3 separate regions of the Homo sapiens genome follow, and regions 2 and 3 are each linked to region 1. The links are chromatin loops, found by intact Hi-C in ENCODE. Cell type or tissue: PC-3. All regions are shown on one strand. Each heading gives the region's core, and the rest is flanking DNA. Links, peaks and the distances in the headings are about the cores only.

What was found. A loop is a pair of places that touch in the nucleus more often than their neighbours do. Peaks named below come from ENCODE experiments on the same cell type or tissue, not always from the same donor. Only the 100,000 strongest peaks of a DNase experiment are listed, where the experiment ranks them.
Region 2: a loop joins it to region 1, with 14 times the contacts of the local background. A loop is called at or near these places in 41 of 110 quality-filtered maps.
Region 3: it touches region 1 in a loop (20-fold over the local background); 21 of 110 quality-filtered maps call a loop at or near these places.

Annotation. Positions count from the first base shown.
Region 1 is chrX:50,202,038-50,208,299 of GRCh38, reverse strand. CCNB3 (cyclin B3) reads right to left here and starts at 3,535. Exons shown (of 13, transcript NM_033031.3): 1 at 3,350-3,535. In PC-3, for the core only: CTCF peaks have their summits at 3,432 and 3,631 (motif pointing right); DNase peaks (open chromatin) are centred at 3,539 and 5,539; H3K4me3 peaks cover 914 bases; H3K27ac peaks cover 350 bases.
Region 2 is chrX:49,912,969-49,919,230 of GRCh38, reverse strand. No RefSeq gene overlaps it. Among named protein-coding and RNA genes, the nearest start is that of CLCN5, 6.5 kb to the left of the region's middle. In PC-3, for the core only: CTCF peaks have their summits at 3,231 and 3,431 (motif pointing left); a DNase peak (open chromatin) is centred at 3,420.
Region 3 is chrX:50,097,875-50,104,136 of GRCh38, reverse strand. It overlaps CLCN5 (chloride voltage-gated channel 5), which reads right to left. Exons shown (of 15, transcript NM_001127898.4): 15 at 4,907-6,262. Among named protein-coding and RNA genes, the nearest start is that of MIR502, 86 kb to the right of the region's middle. In PC-3, for the core only: a CTCF peak has its summit at 3,773 (motif pointing left); no DNase peak of the experiment used is centred there.

The sequences.
Region 1 (6,262 bases), core at 636-5,635:
TGGCTAGTATCTGGAAACTTGGATTTGGGGAGGGTTCCCACAACACTAATTGATAATATGAGCTCACTTTGCCTTATGGTTTATGGTGAACACCAGATTTCCTCCTAGAAATCTGAAATTTCGGTATGTGCTAGGCAGGAGGTGCCTGTATCACCAGCCCCCAATAAAAACCCTTGCCACTGATTCTCCAATGAGCTTCCCTCACAGACATTTCACACATGTTGCTACAGCTCATTGCTGGAAAAAGTTTTGCTACGAAGCCAGTCACCAAAGACCACATATTGTATTATTCCATTTATACTGAATGTCTGGAATAGGCAAACCTATAGAGACAGAAAGTAGATTAGTGGTTGCCTAAAGCTGGGAGATATAGGGGTGGAGGGGTGGCTGGAGTGTGATGGACAAAGGGTATAGGGTTTCTTCTGGGGGTGATTAAAAAAGCTCTAAATTGATTATGGTAATGGTTGTACAACTCTGTGACACAATATACTAAAAAAATTGAGTTGTACACTTTAAATGAGTGAGTTACATGGTATATGAATCATATTTCAACAAAGCTATTATAAAAAATAACAGAGTAGCTAATAAAGTATATCAGTTCCTAAAAACTGTTACATTGAAGAGTGGCAAGGATAGATTCAGTGGAATCAGTTAGCCAGTTATTACAATAATCCAGGCAGTTTGGATCAGGATGACCCAATGTTTTTGGCCTTGACCAAGCACTTCTATGTGGTCCTGGGGCTAGCAATTCTTGAAGAACCATTACCACTTATTTTCAATTATGTAAATATCATTAGGCATTTGCTAATATATATGAACCTGTGCTACCCTTAGCAGGGTAAGTGAAAATGGGCAAAACACAGTCATTCTCTTCAAGAAGTCCTGTTTTTGGAAAGATAAAGCTCATAATGAAACAAATACACCACAAGGCAGAATGTGATATGTGAATTTATAAATTCACTAGGTGAATGTAAAACTGTTGAGAATTTCAGAAGACACAAATGATTGAGTCCACTCTTATAATCAACACCATCACTATTGTCATAATCATCTCAACATCACCAAGAGTTACTGAGTGTCTAAGCACATGAGCCACTGCTAGGTTGTACACAGAGACAGTTACTGCCTTCCTTGAACCTATACATATCTTCATAATGGAAATATTAAGGAAATGTATCAATAAATACGACATACACAAAAATGCAGTTTTTAGGATGGGGAGTGATTCTGTCAAGAGAAATCACCAATTTCCCTTTTAATTGGAGGAACACCTTCTCAAGACGGCTTTTTTACGGGGTGTTCTCCTACTGCATGGGAATACGTTTTCCAACAGCTGCGACCTCCTAGTGACCACATGAAGTCATTACCCCGATTCATCATCCTGACTTGAGAGCAAGAGGCACAGGAGGCTGGAGTGCAGTTGGCGAGATCACTCCTCATTACAGCATCAACCTCCCATGCTCAAGCGATCCTCCCACCTCAGCCTCCGGAGTAACTGGGACTACAGGCACGCGCCACCACACCCAGCTAATTTTTTTTTTCTTTTGGTAGAAATGGAGGTTTTGCTCTGTTGCCCAGGCTGGTCTCAAACTCAGACTCTTGCCTTCAAGCAATACTCCCACCTCAGCCTCTCAAAGTGCTGGAATTACAAGAGTGAGCCACCGTGCCCAGCTGTCATAAAGTAATACTATATTTCATTTTTATTATTTTTTCTTTTGAGACAGTCTTGCTCTGTCGTCCTGGCTGGAGTGCAGTGGCATGATCTCGGCTCACTGCAACCTCCCACTCCCAGGCTCAAGTGATCCTCCCACCTCAGCCTCCCGAGTAACTGGGACTACAGGCGGGCACCACAACACACTGCTAATTTTATTTTATTTCATTTATTTTTTGGTAGAGACGGAAGTTTTGCTATGTTGCCCAGGCTGGTCTCAAAGTCCTGCCCTCAAGCTTTCTTCCCGCCTCAGCCTCCGAAGGTGCTGGTATTACAGGAGTGAGCCGCAGCGCCCAGCTGTTACCAAGTAATAGTATATTTTATTTATTTATTTATTTATTTATTTTGAGATGGAATCTCGCTCTGTCGCCAGGCTGGAGTGCAGTGGCGCCATCCCGGCTCACTGCAACCTCTGTCTCCCGGGCTCAAGTGATTTTCCTGCCTCAGCCTCCCAAGTAGCTATAGACGCATGCCACCATGTCCCGCTAGTTTTTGCATTTTTAGTAGAGACGGGGTTTCACCTTGTTGGCCAGGATGGTCTCGATCTTTTGATCTCGTGATCCGCCTGCCTCAGCCTCCCAAAGTGCTGGCACTACAGGCGTGAGCTACCGTGCCCAGCTATTTAATTTTTTTTTCTTTTGAGACAAGAGTCTCACTCTGTCGTTCAGGCTGGAGTGCAGTGGCACGATCTCGTCTCACTACAACCTCTGCCTCCTGGACTCAAGTGATTCTCCTGCCTTAGCCTCCCAAGTAGCTACAGACGCATGCCACCATGCCCAGCTAATTTTTGTATTGTTAATAGAGACGGGGTTTCACCATGTTGGCCAGGATGGTCTCGATCTCTTGACCTCGTGATCCGCCTGCCTCAGCCTCCCAAAGTGCTGGGATTACAGGCGTGAGCCACTGCGCCTGGCTATTTAATTCTTTTTCTTTTGAGACAAGAGTCTTACTCTGTCGCCCAGGCTGGAGTGCAGTGGCGCCATCTTGGCTCACTGCAACCTTTGCCTCCCAGTTCAAGCCATCCTCCTGCCGCAGCCACTGCACCCAGCTGTAATGTTTAATACATTCATTCACTGATACACTATCTGCAGGGCAGGATAAACATTTTGTCACCAAGTAACTGTATATTTAAGTTTTTTTTTTCTTTTGAGACAGAGTCTTGCTCTGTCACCCAGGATGGAGTGCAGTGGCACCATCTTGGCTCACTGCAACTCTGCCTCCCAGTTTCAAGCGATTCTTCCGCCTCAGCCTCCCGAGTAGCTGGGACTACAGGCGCGCGCTACCACGCCCGGCTAATTTTTGTCTTTTTAGTAGAGACGGGGTTTCGCCATGGTGGTCAAGCTGGTCTCGAATTCCTGAGCTCAGGTGATCTGCCCGCCCCGGCCTCCCAAAGTGCTGGGATTACAGGCGTGAGCCACCACGGTCAGCCTGAAGTACTTTTTAAAGGTTATTTTTTCAGATGTTCCAGAAAAGTTTGTTGGTTTGACAGGGAGGAAATAAACTAATTAAAGGCTAGTTCCCTCAGCCAGTTTTCCTCCCACATCTCCAGCCTGACACAGGATATACTTCTATATTTATAATATATAATCAATATATAAGGCAAAAAGCTCTCGTCACGACTGACAATACATGTTGTACCTTTAACAAGCCACAAATGGACTGGAAGAAAAGCTATTAGCAGAATGTTCTCCACCTATCGGAAACTGAAAGAAAACAATACAAAAATAAACCAATCAAAATGTAGATGAGGAACAGAGAGAGAGAGAGAGAGAGGCGACCAACCGCCTCAGCCCAACTGTCTCAGAATGACGGAAATGCTTCCACAGAAATGCACCTCAGAACAACTGGTACGAGAGGCGGCCGGATTGACCCCACCATTCTCACCAGCAGGGGGAGATCACGAATCAGCGCTTTTTTTTTTTTTTTTTTTAGTCAGACTTAAAACCACCAGATGGGGCCAGAAGATCAGAGTAAATACCTTTCTACTTTTCTTTTTCTCAGGGAATTTCTCTTCTATCTCCAGACCCTGAAAGAAATAAAAGGCATGCTAATCACCACACACACACACGCGCGCGCCCCGCCACCCCCACCCCCAAGACGATGGAAGTGGCCAGTGCTGCCAAGCACCCCCACCAGTCACGTGGCCTCTGCGCTCCAGCGAGTCATTTATAATTAAAGTGGTAGGCATTTCATAAGGCTGTGCGTGAATTGAGATAATGCATGTAATACACAGTACCAGGCAAATTCTCAGTCCCCACTCCAGACCCGTAGAATGAGAAACTGAAGCCCTCCAGGTGATTCTGATGCACGCCAAAGTGTGACAATTACTGCTCTGGGAAAGAAGCCTGCCCACTCAGATAGCTAACCAAGTTTTTTGGTCATTTTTACAGATCCCATGACGCTGTGATTTCTGAATTATGTTTTCTGCCCTAAAAATTCCAAAACCTTGTGTCTTGAGCCCACCTGTGTGCCCAGTATTGTGGTGGATGCAATGAAAAAGAGATAGATAACCTTCTAGGCTTGCAATGTAGGTAATCTAGGAATAGGAAAAGGTAATTAACTCTACAAGGCCAGATTTAGTAAATGTCAGATGAATTATCCTGACAATAAGCAAATGTTCTAGGAAATCAGGGGAAGGAAATTTCATAATTATAAAAGGGAAGAGCCTGACCAGAAATAGCCACTGCCAAGCCAAGCCCACCCCTCAAAATTAGCCATAAGTCATTTTCTACCGCAAGGTTATGGAACAGAACTTTAGCTGCCTAATTAAGCCCCTGCCTATAAAAGAACCCCTAACATTCCTAAGACTCCACTTATCTTTAGCAGTTGCCCCCTGAAATTTTTTTATGATAATGTTTATAGACTTTAAAAGTCCTTTATTTTCCCCCTCCACTCCTCCAATCACTCATAGGAAAGAAAAAATATGTACAATGCAGACAAAACACAAACACTTGACAGAAGTAATTATACAGTTCCACTGCCAAGATGTTCAAAATGACTAATTTTTCACTTTAGTATGGTTGCATGAAGCTGCTCTAAATGTCATTGTGTACTCTCATGGCAGGAAAACCAAATCAGGAGAAAAAGAAGTGGTGTTCCCAATTATATTGGTCCACAGTAAATGATGTCTGATAATCATTGGCATCACTGCCCATTTTCTAAATGGTCATTGTGTCATCACATAAAAGGTAGGCTAAATCTGAGGCTGGAAGACACCCAGCAAGACTACCAGACAGACAGTGATTTCATGAAGGCTGATGGTTCACTTCATTTAATTTCCTTTTGCCATTATTCATGATAATTATATTATAAACGCAGGTCCCATTTTTATTATCTTCATAGTTTTTTCTAGCCAAATGCAAACCGAGAGTGTATTTAAAGTATTGATTTGCACTCTTATTCACAAGTTTGTGTGAAAGAGAAGAAGTTTGGGTAGAATAAACAAGGTTACAAAATAGATGATGGTGCTTAGAAAAAAAATGATGACCAAGGCTTTTGTGTTTAATATCTCAATATTTGGCTATTAAAGGCAAACCTAAGTGCAGACTATTCACACACCTTCACACACTAATACAATATATTCCTTACTTTGACTATTTGAATATCCCTTATCCCTCACCTGCCCTCCACCCCCTCTACTCAGTACAGACCAATTTGAGAGCCTCGAGAAGAGAAGGAAGAGGCAGTAAATGTACCGTGACCTATGACTGAGCCAGGTCTGCCTTGATTCTTCCCTTACATTTTGCTCATTGGTTTCACATCCAAATGCTGCCCTTACCTGCTCCTGGTTAGCCTCCAGGATGACAGGATTCAGGTGCCCTGGGAGAGTGCTCTAATCATCCATAGTAGTTCTCTCTTTGTCATCTGGGGATTACTAAGACATTTTCCAGGCATGAATCATGGTTGTTCCTTTCCGGGCTGGGAGACACAGAGTTTTTGTTTTTGTTTTTGTTTTGTTTTATTTTTAATCTCTTAGAGATATGATTTCTTGTGCTTGGAGAATAGGTAAACATTTTCTTCCTTTGCTTCATATTCCACAGAGATGAGCCAGACACAGGAGCTCCAACTTTGTCTTTAATCATCAAAAGTTGCCCCTTGACAAAAGGATGGTATAGGAAAAGCAACAAAGACCCTCTTCATGATCAAACTTTAGTCAGGCTTCTCTAAGCCCACTTCTCAGCTAGGCCTCAACTTTGGCCTATAAGAACTGCAACTTTCGGCACAATTTCATCCACCTGCCCCCCAATACATACACACACTAAGAGACTTGAACAAACACCAGCGTAGTTTCTATCAGCTCAAGGCCATTTCCCTAGGATGACAATCTCAGCCCTTTTAAAATGCCTTCCTGAGACAGTTCAAAGCTGCCAAAAGGCCATTTCCCTAGTATGACAATCCTAGCCCCCCTTAAAATGCCTTCCTGAGACAGTTCATTGCTGCCAAAAGAATTTACTGTTTGTTCAGGCCAAAACCTGACTACAGGCCCTGACTCCCTTCCTTACAGCATGTACTTTAGAAAACTTGCAATTGTAAATTCTTTCTCTCTTCTTT
Region 2 (6,262 bases), core at 788-5,787, 290 kb after region 1:
CAACATAATGAGTCCTCTGCTCTCCTCCCCCTACCCTGGACAAAATTGAAAAGATGTTCCCACCCCACCTCCCATGATGGTCAACAAACTGTTAACAGGTCAAGAGCCATTTCAGGTCTTACAGAGCAAAGAGTAAATACATTGTGATCTTAAAGCTTATTAAAAAAAAACGGAATTTCTCTGTATAACAAAAGGTAGCACTTCAGACTTAATATTGCAAAAGAAAAAGCTTTAGAACAATAGACCACAGTGACATCTAAACTATCATGTCTAAATGCAGCTTTAACTTTCATTTTAAAATTGGCATTGCAAATAGAGACAGTTAGATGAGTACGTAGCCATGTAGAGTGGTAAGTGAATGTTTCTTGTATGGTTCTTATTTATTTGTTTCACATTTTTTGAGCCCTTACTATTATGCTAGCCATTGTGCTAGCCGCTAGAAATACTGATTTTAAAGTAAAATTTCCCGAGTGCCTAAGAAATGCCTGGGATAGTTCTAGAACAAAAAATGGGGCAGAATAAAAGAAAATGAACAAAGTTCTCTAGCTCAGGGGATCTATCAAAACAGTAGGTTAGGAAATGCTGATGATAAAGTGATCTGAAGTCATTTGTAATTGCCCTGTGCCTGGAGAGCAGGGTATCAAAATTAACAAATGGCTTCTATACCAAAAATGGATAGCCAACCTCATAACTGGAGAAATGCTAATGAAAGCTACCATGAGATACCACTGGCAAAGTTTTAAATATTTATAATAGATTGTGTTGGCCGGGCACAGTGGCTCATGCCTGTAATCCCAGCACTTTGGGAGGCCAAGGTGGGCAGATCACTTGAGCCCAGGATTTTGAAGCCAGCCTGGCCAACATGAAGAAACCCTATCTCTACTGAAAATACAAAAATTAGGTGGGTGTGGTGGTGCATGCCTATAATCCTAGCTACTCCGGTGGCTGAGGCAGGAGAATCACCTGAACCCAGGAGGCGGAGGTGGCAGTGAGCCAAGATCGCACCACTGCACTCCAGCCTGGGCGACAGAATGAGACTGCTTCAAATAATAATAATAATGATAGTAGTAATAATAATACACTGTGTTGACAAAGCAGGGGTGGGAGGGTAAGTCCTCTCATAAATTGTTGGTGGGAGTGCAATTAGTCAATTGAGGGCAATTTTGCAATAACTATAAAAATTAAGAATATATGAGACTTTGATCCCAAAATTTAATTTCCAGAAATATTTCCTTCAGTTATGTTTGCATGGGTGTAAAATGTTATATGAACGAGGTTATTCACTGTAGCATTGTTTGTAATAATAAAAACTGGGAAGCAACCAGATGTCCCTCAATAGGGGACTGATCAAATAAATAATGGTGCATCTCTCCAATGGAAAAAAAAAAAAGAAAAAGAATGAAAGGCCGGATGCAGTGGCTCACACCAATAGTCACAGCACTTTGGGAGGCCAAGGTGGGAGGATCGCTTGAGCCCAGGGGTTCAAGACCAGCCTGGGCAACGTAGTGAGAACTTGTCTCTAGAAATAATACAAACATTAGTCAGGTGTGGCATCACACCTGTGGTCCCAGTTACTCAGGAAGCTGAGATGGGAGGATCACTTGAATCTGGGAGTTCAAAGCTGCAGTGAGCCTTGATTGCACCACTGCACTCCTTCCTGAGCAACAAAGTGAGACCTCATCTCAAAAAAAAAAAATGAGAAAACTTTTTTATGTACTTATATGCAAAATTCTCTACAATACAGTATGTGGATGTAGAGCTATGCACCTTCTCAATTTTGTGCCATGGATGTGTATTACCCATTCAATTATATATCTTTAAAAGTAATATAGAAAAACAAGAATAGTGTTTGATTGAAGGATAATTTTTGACAAGTGACCTTCATGAGAAATTTTACTTTTTAAAAATTCCACGTCAGGCCAGGTGTGATGGCTCATGCCTATAATCCCAGCATTTAGGGAGGCCGAGACAGGTGGATCATTTGAAGTCAGGAGTTCGAGACCAGCCAGGCCAACATGGTGAAACCCCCGTCTCTACTAAAAATACAAAAAAATTAGCCAGGCATGGTGGTGCACGCCTGTAGTCCCAGCTACTTGGGAGGCTGAGGCAGAAGAACTGCTTGAACCCGGGAGTCGGAGGTTGCAGTGAGCCGAGATCACACCACTGCACTCCAGCCTGGGCAGTAGAGTGAGACTCTGTCTCAAAAAAAAAAAAATCCCATGTCAGGCTGCCCTCCATGTGAGAGAAGTCCAAGTCTAGCTAGAGTTGCTACTATTCTATGGCAGCAGATATGAGGGTTTGTTTAGGGAATGTTTTTGAGGATTTGAAGATCTTTCACTTGTAAGTTCCTCAGCTCTGTATAGACTTCTGTTCCATAGAGGAGTTAAAGCACAGTGGAATAGTGGTAGTGGCGTCTCTGAACCACTCTGCTACCTGTTCACCAACTAGCCTGCAAGCTCCTTGATGGCAGGCCCATGTCCTATATTTTACTTTATATTCCTTACAGCAGTGCTTTTCAAACTATTCATAGGAAAAACTCATTTTCCCTAAAATATATCGTGTATCAATACTTTTATAAAATACAATACCAATAAATTACTAGAAAAATGAAATAAAAACAAAAACACAAAATACAAGTGCAACTCTTTCATGATTATATTCAACAGACATAAAATTACTCTGACAAATTGTTAAGGTTTTGGAACACTTTCTTTCCATTTTATCCCATTCGATTCAAACCAACAACAAACAGTTTGTGGACCAGCAGTGGGCCATGGACCACACTTTGAATAATACCACCTGACAGGACTACCGCAGCACCCAGCTCATTGTAGGAATTCGATAAATCTTGGGTTTAATACAGCATTCCTATAGAATGTTTTCTACTTTGTGTTTTCACATCTATTTCCCTCTGCTATCCTCACACCACTTCCAGAGTTAAGTGGAGCAGATTTTGTCATTCCCATTTGGCAGAAGAGGAAGTTGAGTCACGCGGATTAAACGATTTCCCTGATCTGAAACAGCTACTTTATGTCAGAACCCCAAATTCGCCTCCGACTCTTACTGCATCTTGTGGCAGTGGCACTAAGAAAGCCTCCCAGTCAAAGAGTCCCACCAATTAGAGTAAAACCTGCCTTAGGTTTTCCAAATAATAGCAAGTTGCCTGCCTGGTGCAATAGAAAGAGTAGAGACTCAAATCTGGGCTTGAGCCAGTTTTACCTGTAATCCTGTCTCCTTATCTTTAAAGGAGATAATAGCAAATTCTCCCAAAGCTGCACTAAGAACTATATGGTGAATTAAATAGCCAGGCACGTAGTTCAGAAAGAATGATTGATATTAATTTTAGGCTCAGTTTAGAAGCCCTGCCTTGAAGAGTTTGCTCCTTAATCCTCATCACATGGAATGTGCGCCATCTACTGGTAGAGCAGGGAACATGGCTCTAGGAAGAGGCTTTGCTCTCCGTAGGAATCATGCCCTTTATTTCTTTTTTTGCATTGGCTGCTAGAAAGCTTGGAGCCAAATATTTGGTATTCCCCACCCCCGGCAAGTGAACAGGATTTTACAGATTGCATTTTATATTAAACTCACCTCTAGTTTCATTTTATTTTTCCTATCTGAAACCCTCCCGTGGCTCCCAAGCCATGGCTCAAGCAAGAGCAAAAGTCAAAGTCCTTACCTTAAGACTTCCATGTACACAGCTATGCATGATCGGGCCCCCTGTTAGTTCTCTGACCTCATCACCAACTACTCTCTTCCTTGCTCATACTGTTCCATTTTATTTTTTTCTTGACCAGATTATCTCATTTTTAAATCCATTTTGTAGTCACTTTGAATACCCTTTAGATTATGTAGAATAGTGATTTACTAAACTGGATAAAGTTTGACAAGAATATATTCTATTTTTTGTTATTGTTGATCTGTTATCCTGGCAACCTCTGTAATCTAACAATAGATACAAGAGTAGATAAGTTAACTCTAAAATATAATGCAGATAAAATAATTAAAATTTAAAATAAATCTTTATGACTCCAAGCCTATGTAGATTTAAGTGGCCACTGCCAATAGTACTGGGACACCATAACCTGAGTTAAGTGATATATGCATTTATTTATGTGCTGAACACTTACTGTGTGCCATTCACTGTTCCAGGTACAGAAAACTCTGTATCTTGGCCTGGGTTTCTTGGGGTTTATTCTGCTAGGGGTTTGGTCAGTTATTGAATCTGTAAGTTGTCTTTTCTCAAATTTTGGAAAATTTTTGTCATGATTTCTTCAAATACATTTTCAGCACCACACTTTTTTCTTCTCTCCTGCTGGGTCTCCTGTAACATGAATGCTATATCTGTTGTTATAGTTCCACAGGCTCTGTTCATCTTTTTTTTTTTTTTCCCAGTCTATTTCTGTCTGTTGTTCAAACTAGGTTATTTCTACTGTCTTATCATCTAGTTCTATCATTGTTTCCTCCATATTCTCCATTCTGCTGTTGAGCCCATCCAATGAGTTTTCAAAGTTTAGTTATTGTATTTTTTGGTTATAAACTTTCCGATTGGTTCTCCTTTATATCACTTCTTTGCTGAAATTTTCTATTTTTTCACTCATTTTTCTATTTATTTCACTCATCATTCTATTTTTTCACTCAAGTCTGGTCATAATTGCTCTTTGAAGCGTTCTTATGTTGGATGCTTTAAAATCCTTGTAATATAATCCCAACATCTGTGTCACATAGGTTTTGATGGCTGTTGATTTTTTTAAATTTGAGATTCTTCTGGTTCTTGTTATGACAAGTGATTTTTGTTTGTATCCTGGACATATTAGGTGTTATGCAATGAGACTCTGGATCTTATTTAAATCTTCTGTTTTAACTGGCCTTCTCAGATACCCTGCCAGGAAGGGGACCATCATGTTATTTCCAGTTGGAGATGGAAGACCATGTATTTACCATGGGACAGGAGAGGCACCTCATTCCTATTGGGAAAGGGTGAAAATCCAAACTCTCCATTAGGCCTCCACTGATAGCACTCAAGCACTGTGCCATTCCTCAGGTTCCAAGGTCCCTGGTTGGTCTGCCTTCTCTTCATCATTCAGAATCATCGTGTTTGTTTTACATATAATCTCCAGGGTTTTTCTTAGCAGGAGGAATAGGGATGAGTGCATTCATTCCATCTTGTACACAATCAGAAGTTCCCTCTTTTCCATTTTCTTTTAAATGCACTCTTATCAAGCTTTCATCTTCCATGACTCTACCAAAATGGATCTCGTCAAAGACACCAGTGACTTCCACATTGCCAAATGTAATATTGTTCTCATTTTATTTAACCCATCAGTAGAATTTAACTCAGCTGATCTCTCTCTTCTTCTTGAAACATTTTTCTTCACTTGTTTCCAGGACACTGTTCTGGATTTTCTCCTATCTCATGGCTACTTTCTTAGTTTTCTTATGAGTTCCTCCGTGGATTCCTGATCTCCTAAGGTGGGAGTGCTCGAGGAATCAGTCTTGTCTTCATCTCTCCTCTCTCCCTTGGTCATTTCATCTGATCTGATGGCTTTAAACACCATCTACTATCAACTCTCAAATTTATATCTCTGGCCAAACCTCTTCTCTAAATTACAACTTGTACATCTAGTTGCCTATTTAATATCTCTACACTTGTATACCTAGTACATATTTCAAATTTTAATATGTTAAAAATGACACTTCTTATCTCTACCCTCCCCAGACTCGCTTGTCCTTCATTATTCCCAGTTTCTAAGGCCACAAGAGAGGTCATTCTTGACTTTTCTAACACCTTTTTCCAATCCATCAGCAAATCCCGATGTGCTACTTTGAAAATAAATGCACAATATGACTCCTTCTGATCACTGTCATTATTATCACCTTGGTCCAAGCTACCATGCTCTCATCTGCCTGCATTGCTGAAATCACCTCCTAACTGCTGTTTCTCCTTCTATCTTTGCCTTCCTGCTTAACATAGTAACCTGGGCAATCCTTTTACAAGAGAAGTCAGATTCTACCATCCTTTTTATGAAACCCTCCCATGGCTCTCAAGCCATGGCTCAAGCAGGAGCAAAAGTCAAAGTCCTTCCACTGGCTGTACATGATCGGGCCCCTGTTAGTTCCCTGACCTCATCATCAACTGCTAGCTTCCTCGCTCATACTGTTTCCACCACACCAGCTGTTTCCAGTCACGCCAGCATGCTTCCATCCAAGAGCTCTCCCACTTGCTTTCCCTTGACCTGGAATCCTCTTTCTCCAGGTACCTCCA
Region 3 (6,262 bases), core at 788-5,787, 100 kb after region 1:
ATTAATGTTTTAAAAGGATAATTCTGGCTGCTGTGTTAGATTATGAGAGAAAACAGCCCCCGATGCCAGCATGAGTCATATGGCCCCCCCGCTAGGGATGGAAATTCTCATCATAACATCCACTTACTGGACCTGAGGCTTTAGTTTTCATTGTTCATCATTAGTTCATAGGAAAAACAAATTTAGCTTCCAATTGATGAGATGAACACATCCTTATAATCACATATAAAAATATTATTTCCTTTCCTGGATCTTTACTTTACTTGTAAAAAAATAATAAAAGTAATACAAGCTCTTGGTAAAACTCCAAATAATACTAAGGGAGGCAAATTAATAAATACAGGACTCCAGACACTGCTCCTCAACCCCCACCCATTTCCACTTCTCAATTTCTTCACATTCACATTTTAAAAGAAATCTCTTTGGAGATCCCCTTCCTAGAATTGTTTCTAATCATCTATATGTCTCTATACAGATTCTTACCCACAGTAAATTTTTAACACCAGGCCAACTGCCCAACTTCACCAGGCAAGCTTCTGTTACCTTCTTCCCATAAATTGGCCTGAAAATGTTCAGGATGAACAGGAGCACTGAGCCACAAAATTAGTAGTAGATCATTGGGCTTGGGGTCAAAGACATTGAGTTCCAGTTTCTGTTACATCACTTCCTGCCTCTGAGTTACTGAGCAAATCACAACCAAGTCTTGGGTTCTTCATATTTTGCCTATATCACAGGGTTGTAGTAAAGTTCAAGGATGTTTGTGTAATAAAGCACTTCTGGTATATTATTGCTAATGAAGACAACCCTCATTTCCACATACACACAGTCATATCTGTTGGTATCCACTTATAGACAAGGGAGTTTTTATTTTGTAACTAGAACTAGCAAGAGGCATCATGCTTGAGGACAAGGTGAGGGCGGATGGGGTACAAGGAACTTTGTCAGGCTGGGTGATCTCTGGGGCAAGGGTTTTCTGAGTGTCTTTGTAGGCTCAGATGTGGCCAAATGGGAGTTGGAACAGGGAGGAATAAAGTGAGTGTGTCCCTCTTGAAAACCATAAATGACAAGACTGGTTTGAGTGTACCTGGGATGCCCTGATTTAGTGACATATTCAGAGTCTCAAAGGGAAAAATAGTCAGGAAACATTGTGGTGGGAGAGGTTCCAAGATTCTGTTAATATAAAGGAGAGGCTGCCAAGCCCGCAAACATTGGACTTGAAGGGGTAAAAATATCTTATCACTAGAAAAGACTGCTGGCCATCACTTTGGGAGACCAAGTCAGGTGGAGCTCTCGAGCTCAGAAGTCTGAGACCAGCCTGGGCAACATGGTGAAACCCCATCTCTACAAAAAATACAAAACTTAGCTGGGTGTGGTGGGGCATGCCTGTAGTGCCAGCTACTCAGGAGGCTGAGGTGGGAGGATTGCTTGAGCCCAGGAGGTTGAGGTTTCAGCAAGCTATGATCAGCCACTGCACTCCAGCCTGGGCAATAGAGCAAGACCCTGTCTCAACAACAAAAAGACTGCTGGTTTATGCCATTCAAAATGGACTATTTTGGATTGTCATGCAGGGAATGGATCTGTTTTTTCCTTTTATTGTATCCCTAGTACTTAGTATAGTACATGGCACTGAGTAGGAGCTCATTAAATATTGGTTGAATGAAGTGACTATTCCTCATACATTAGCTCTTTTAGCTCACAGGACCAAATGAATAACAATGATGTTCATATAGCCAATTTGTAAAGCCCAGTGAGTACCTACTTTCAATTTATCATCTTGATGGTCCAATGAGGCAGGTTTTATCATCATTCTTAATTTGCAGATGAGGTTACTGAGGTCCAGAAAGGTCAAGTCATGTGCCTAAAATCACTTGGTGAAGAAGTAAAAGAGCCTGAAATAAGCATGCCCTCCATCACTCACACAGGGTTGTACTTCAATGGTGATGATCAGGTTGTGACTTGTAATGTAAGAGCCAGAACCCCCTGTGGCCGGGTAAGTGTAGTGTGCCCAGAAGGTGGTATACAACCAGGTAAGAGACATATCTCCAGGCAGGAAACAGGAACTAAGCAGTCCAGCTTTGCACCACCAGCCAGTGTTCAGCAAGCACTGTATTCTCTGAGGTCCTGCTCTGTGCTAGGCACTACACTTGATGCTTGGGATACAATAGTGAACAAGCAGAAGGACAAGGAGTTCTCTCAGGTGGTGGCAGGTGTTAAGATGGTGCCCACACACAGGAGGCTGATATGACTTTAGGGTGAGATGAAGCCTGGAATGCTCTTCCAGGGTTTTCCAAATACTAGCTCAAGGTCTGGAGCCAAACTGTCCAGGAATCTCTTTTTTAATACCCAGATGATTCTGATGTACAGCTAGGTTTGGGAGCCACCAATATGGGTGAGCTAGGCTGATTTCATGGTACATCACGAAGGCTCTCTCCCATTTTTCCCAAACTTTTAGATGAAAAGTTCTACTTTCAGCTCAGCTGGGCTCTGGAGGCACACTTGAGCCAGAATATTAAAAAGGGGATGATCTCCACCACACCCCTAGGCCAGTGAGGTAACTAGGAAAACTGCCTCCAAGGCAAGGAGAATCTTGTGGAACACAAAGCCATACTGTGAGATGCAGAAGCCCCTTTTCAAGAGGAGGCTGTTCATCCAAGGCCAAACATAGAGATCCTGAGTTTTGTTTCATCAAGGAAGGTAGCTGGTCACAGTGGTTCATGCCTGTAATCCCAGCACTTTGGGAGGCTGAGGTGGGAGGATCGCTTGAGCCCAGGACTTTATAGATCAACCTGGGCAACACAGTGAGACTCTGTCTTCAAAAAAATAATAAAAGAAAGGTAGCCAATTCCTCAAGGTAGTAAACCTTGAGTCCAGGTCCTCTGGCATCAAATCCTATGCTTATTCCCTCTTCTCTACCTTCTCTTCTATCTGCAACCTCTGGAATGAAGATGCTCAAATGGTCGATTTAGAGACACTAGCAGTGGGCAACATATAGGTATAGAAAATCCTCAACCTGGCAGCTTGAGGAGGCCCCAGTGAACCTCTTACCCTGAACGTTGCTCTCTTCTCAGAGCTCTATTTTTGTTTTTGATATATGAATTTTTTACTTGAGGTTGTTTGAGCATTTCTCTTATCCCACAACCCAGTGGCAGTTGAGAGGGCTTATTATGAGGGAGGAAAGAGAGTCCAGGGGAGGGGCCTTGGGAGCTCAAGGGGAGGGCAGAGCCTGAGATGCTAGGAAAAGAGCTTGGGAGGCCTGGAGCTAGACTCCAAAGGACAGGAGCTGAAGATCCCTGAGGAACAGAACCACCGCACTTCTTGGTTGCCCTGGGAGAGTCCTAGTTTATGCCTGTTGTCCCTCCCACTGTCAAAAGTGCCCCAGTCATACAGCAAATGATATGGCCACCCCTACTGAGGGAGGAATTAGAGCCCTTCTTTCCTCAATGTTTTCACCTGGGACATTGCTTAGAAAAAGAAACTACAACTTTCAGATACCAGGACAGTAAGCTCCTTACAGGCAGGGACTGCCTTGTGGTTGATTTCTTTAAAAACAATAAGAAAAGCATAAAGTGTATTATATACATTAAGAGAATGTCTGATAAAGGAAGAAATACTCATATGATTGAATTTTGCATTCCCAGCACCGAGCTACATATATGAATTAATGCTTCCTGCCCTGCCTACCCCTCACAGTTCCCCTCCGGCCAGACCTCAGCCACATCAGTATTTTAATGATTGCACTGACATCTGGTGGTTATTTCCAGCTTTTTCTCTGGGCTGCTCCTGTAAGAGATGATGGATAGGTCTGTACTTCATACTCCATCAAAGCACCTTTTATCTGAGCTCTACAGTGACTAGACATGACACTCTGATTCACAGCAAGTTGTTGATAGCTGGTAACAGATGTAATGCTATTTCTTAAAAGGTATAGAGATTAGAGGCAGGAATGACGGTAGTGTGGAAGGGGTACGGTAAAATGATAAATAACATCAATAACTGAAATTTTGTGGGATTTTAGGCTTATGAGGGAGTCATTTTCACACAGAGGTGTCCTTCCTGAAATGACACCAACTAGGCCAAAGGCATTAAAGTTCTCAGTAGCAACAAGAAATCAAGTCAACACCAGTGCAGGTGTGATCAAATGTCAACTAGGGAAATTCTTAAAGTAAAACTTGGACACATGGTACACTGTCTTCCTAGTACTGCCTGGCTAACAGAGAGCAGGAGTGAGTGGGGGAGTGAGACACAGGAAAAATAGAGTGAGAAAGTAGGAAAGCTGTACTTCAAAGTGTAGCTTTCCGTGTTCCAGCAAGGCATGAAAATGTCCACAGATACAGCAACCTCCCCATACCTCACCCCACTTTAATCTACAGGGTAACTTCAGAGGATTTCGTACAGAAGACATTTTAATCCCAATACACCATAAAGAGGGTACTAAGAATCCTAGTATTCATGGGAGGACCGTTTTGATTACCCATCCTCCTCCTTGTACAAAGTAGCTGTAGGCAAGAGGCCTGTCAAAGCCCACGACCTTACATCATTAAGAGCTCAAAGAGAGAGAAAAATACAGCTCCCAGCCAATTCTCACATCATCAGGAAAGTATCACCAATGTATGAGACAGGAACATTTAAGTAGCCACAATGAATGAGGTATCCGGGTATCTGGAACATCTCCAAAAACGCAAGCTGCCTCTTATTTGCCTCCTTATGGTAAAGAGTATTACTGAGTCTGTAAATGTGAAAATAACTATTTAATAAATCTTTTTAAGCAGTGGGCCTGCCAGTAGGGGTTTGCAGTTGTGTTTTGTGCTACCCTCCCCTGAACCTTCCACTCTGCCCCTGTGGTTTTCTGATCAGAAATCAATAGCTACCAAGTTTAGGGTCTTTAGAAACACACCAGACACCAGGGTGGATAAGGCTGTGCTTTATTACATGCATAATTACAAATCTGTGCTAAGTGAAAATGTATAAAGCAATGGCGACCTGGGTTTAAGCCACACAGAGAAAGGGCTGGACAATCCATTAACCCTTCTGCCAATGTCCATTCCATTGCTTTTAACATGATTGTTTCCATTTCTTACAATTTGCATAGCACTTACTTGTCAACTTGCTTTGAATTCATTGTCTCAGTTTATCCTCACAACAACCCTGTGAGGTAGGTAGGGCAATTAACACTATCCCCATTTTGCAGATGGGAACACTGAGGCACAGAGCGGTTAAGATCTCGAGGCTAGTTAGTAGAAGCATAGGGAATAGAAATCAGGTCTCCTAACTCCCCAGTCCACATCTTCCTTTTTAGACTATGTTGTTCCGCATGACTAGGGAGTAGAATAAAGCGAGCAGTGAGCCATAGCTCTGGTTCAGGCTATGCCTAGGAACAGGCGAGAATAAAGCTAAGAAAGCATGGCTAAGGGCTAGCAACACTCAGATAAACAACTGCTCTGGACAGCTCAGCACCAAACTTCCTGCGGAAACTTGGGCTCTATTAGCTTTGGTTGAAGCTACTTTCTGGATGCCTAGTTACTGCTGATGTCTAGACATTAGCTTCAGCTGAACTTTCACCAACTCTCAGGCATTAAAATGTCGAGTCAGACAGGTTTTCTTTGGCTACTGCAGTTGGAGCCAGCCCTACAAAGAGCTTACTACAGAGAAATTCAAATAGTGGCCCATGGGCCGGAACCCAGCCCCTCTGATCTTCCTGGCCTCATTGGCTCACTCAACAGGTGGTAGTTTTCCCATAGCCAGAAATGAATGGGCAGAGGTAAGAACAGGAGGCTGGCCTTGGTCAAATGAAGAAGAGTCACCCACATGACATCACTGTCCCCCTTAGCTGACGTGAGCAAGGTACTGACTGGGCCACCTCCTTTCTGGCCTATACCTGGTTAGCAGCATAGCTTCAAAAGAGTTTAAGAGAACAAAATATTAAACACATCATTTTAAAATCCTGAATGGAATAAATTCTTAATCATCACAAAGTCCCAAAGGACCAAATATATAATAAAAAGTAAATACATACTTATAAAAAAAAGCTGAGTGCTAAAAAGCCAGGAAAATGGGAGAGAAAGGAAGAAGAGGGGACAAAGTGAAATGGAGGAAGGAAAAGGAACACACTGGAAGGACCATGTATTTTGAGGTACCCTTAATGTGACAGTGAGGCTGAACATTCCCCTCTCAGGCCACACTCTCTTCTCGATTTTGCCAGATGGCATTTCACTCACCAAATCTTAGACTGCCCCTGAATTCCAACAGATTTGTACTAGTAAGT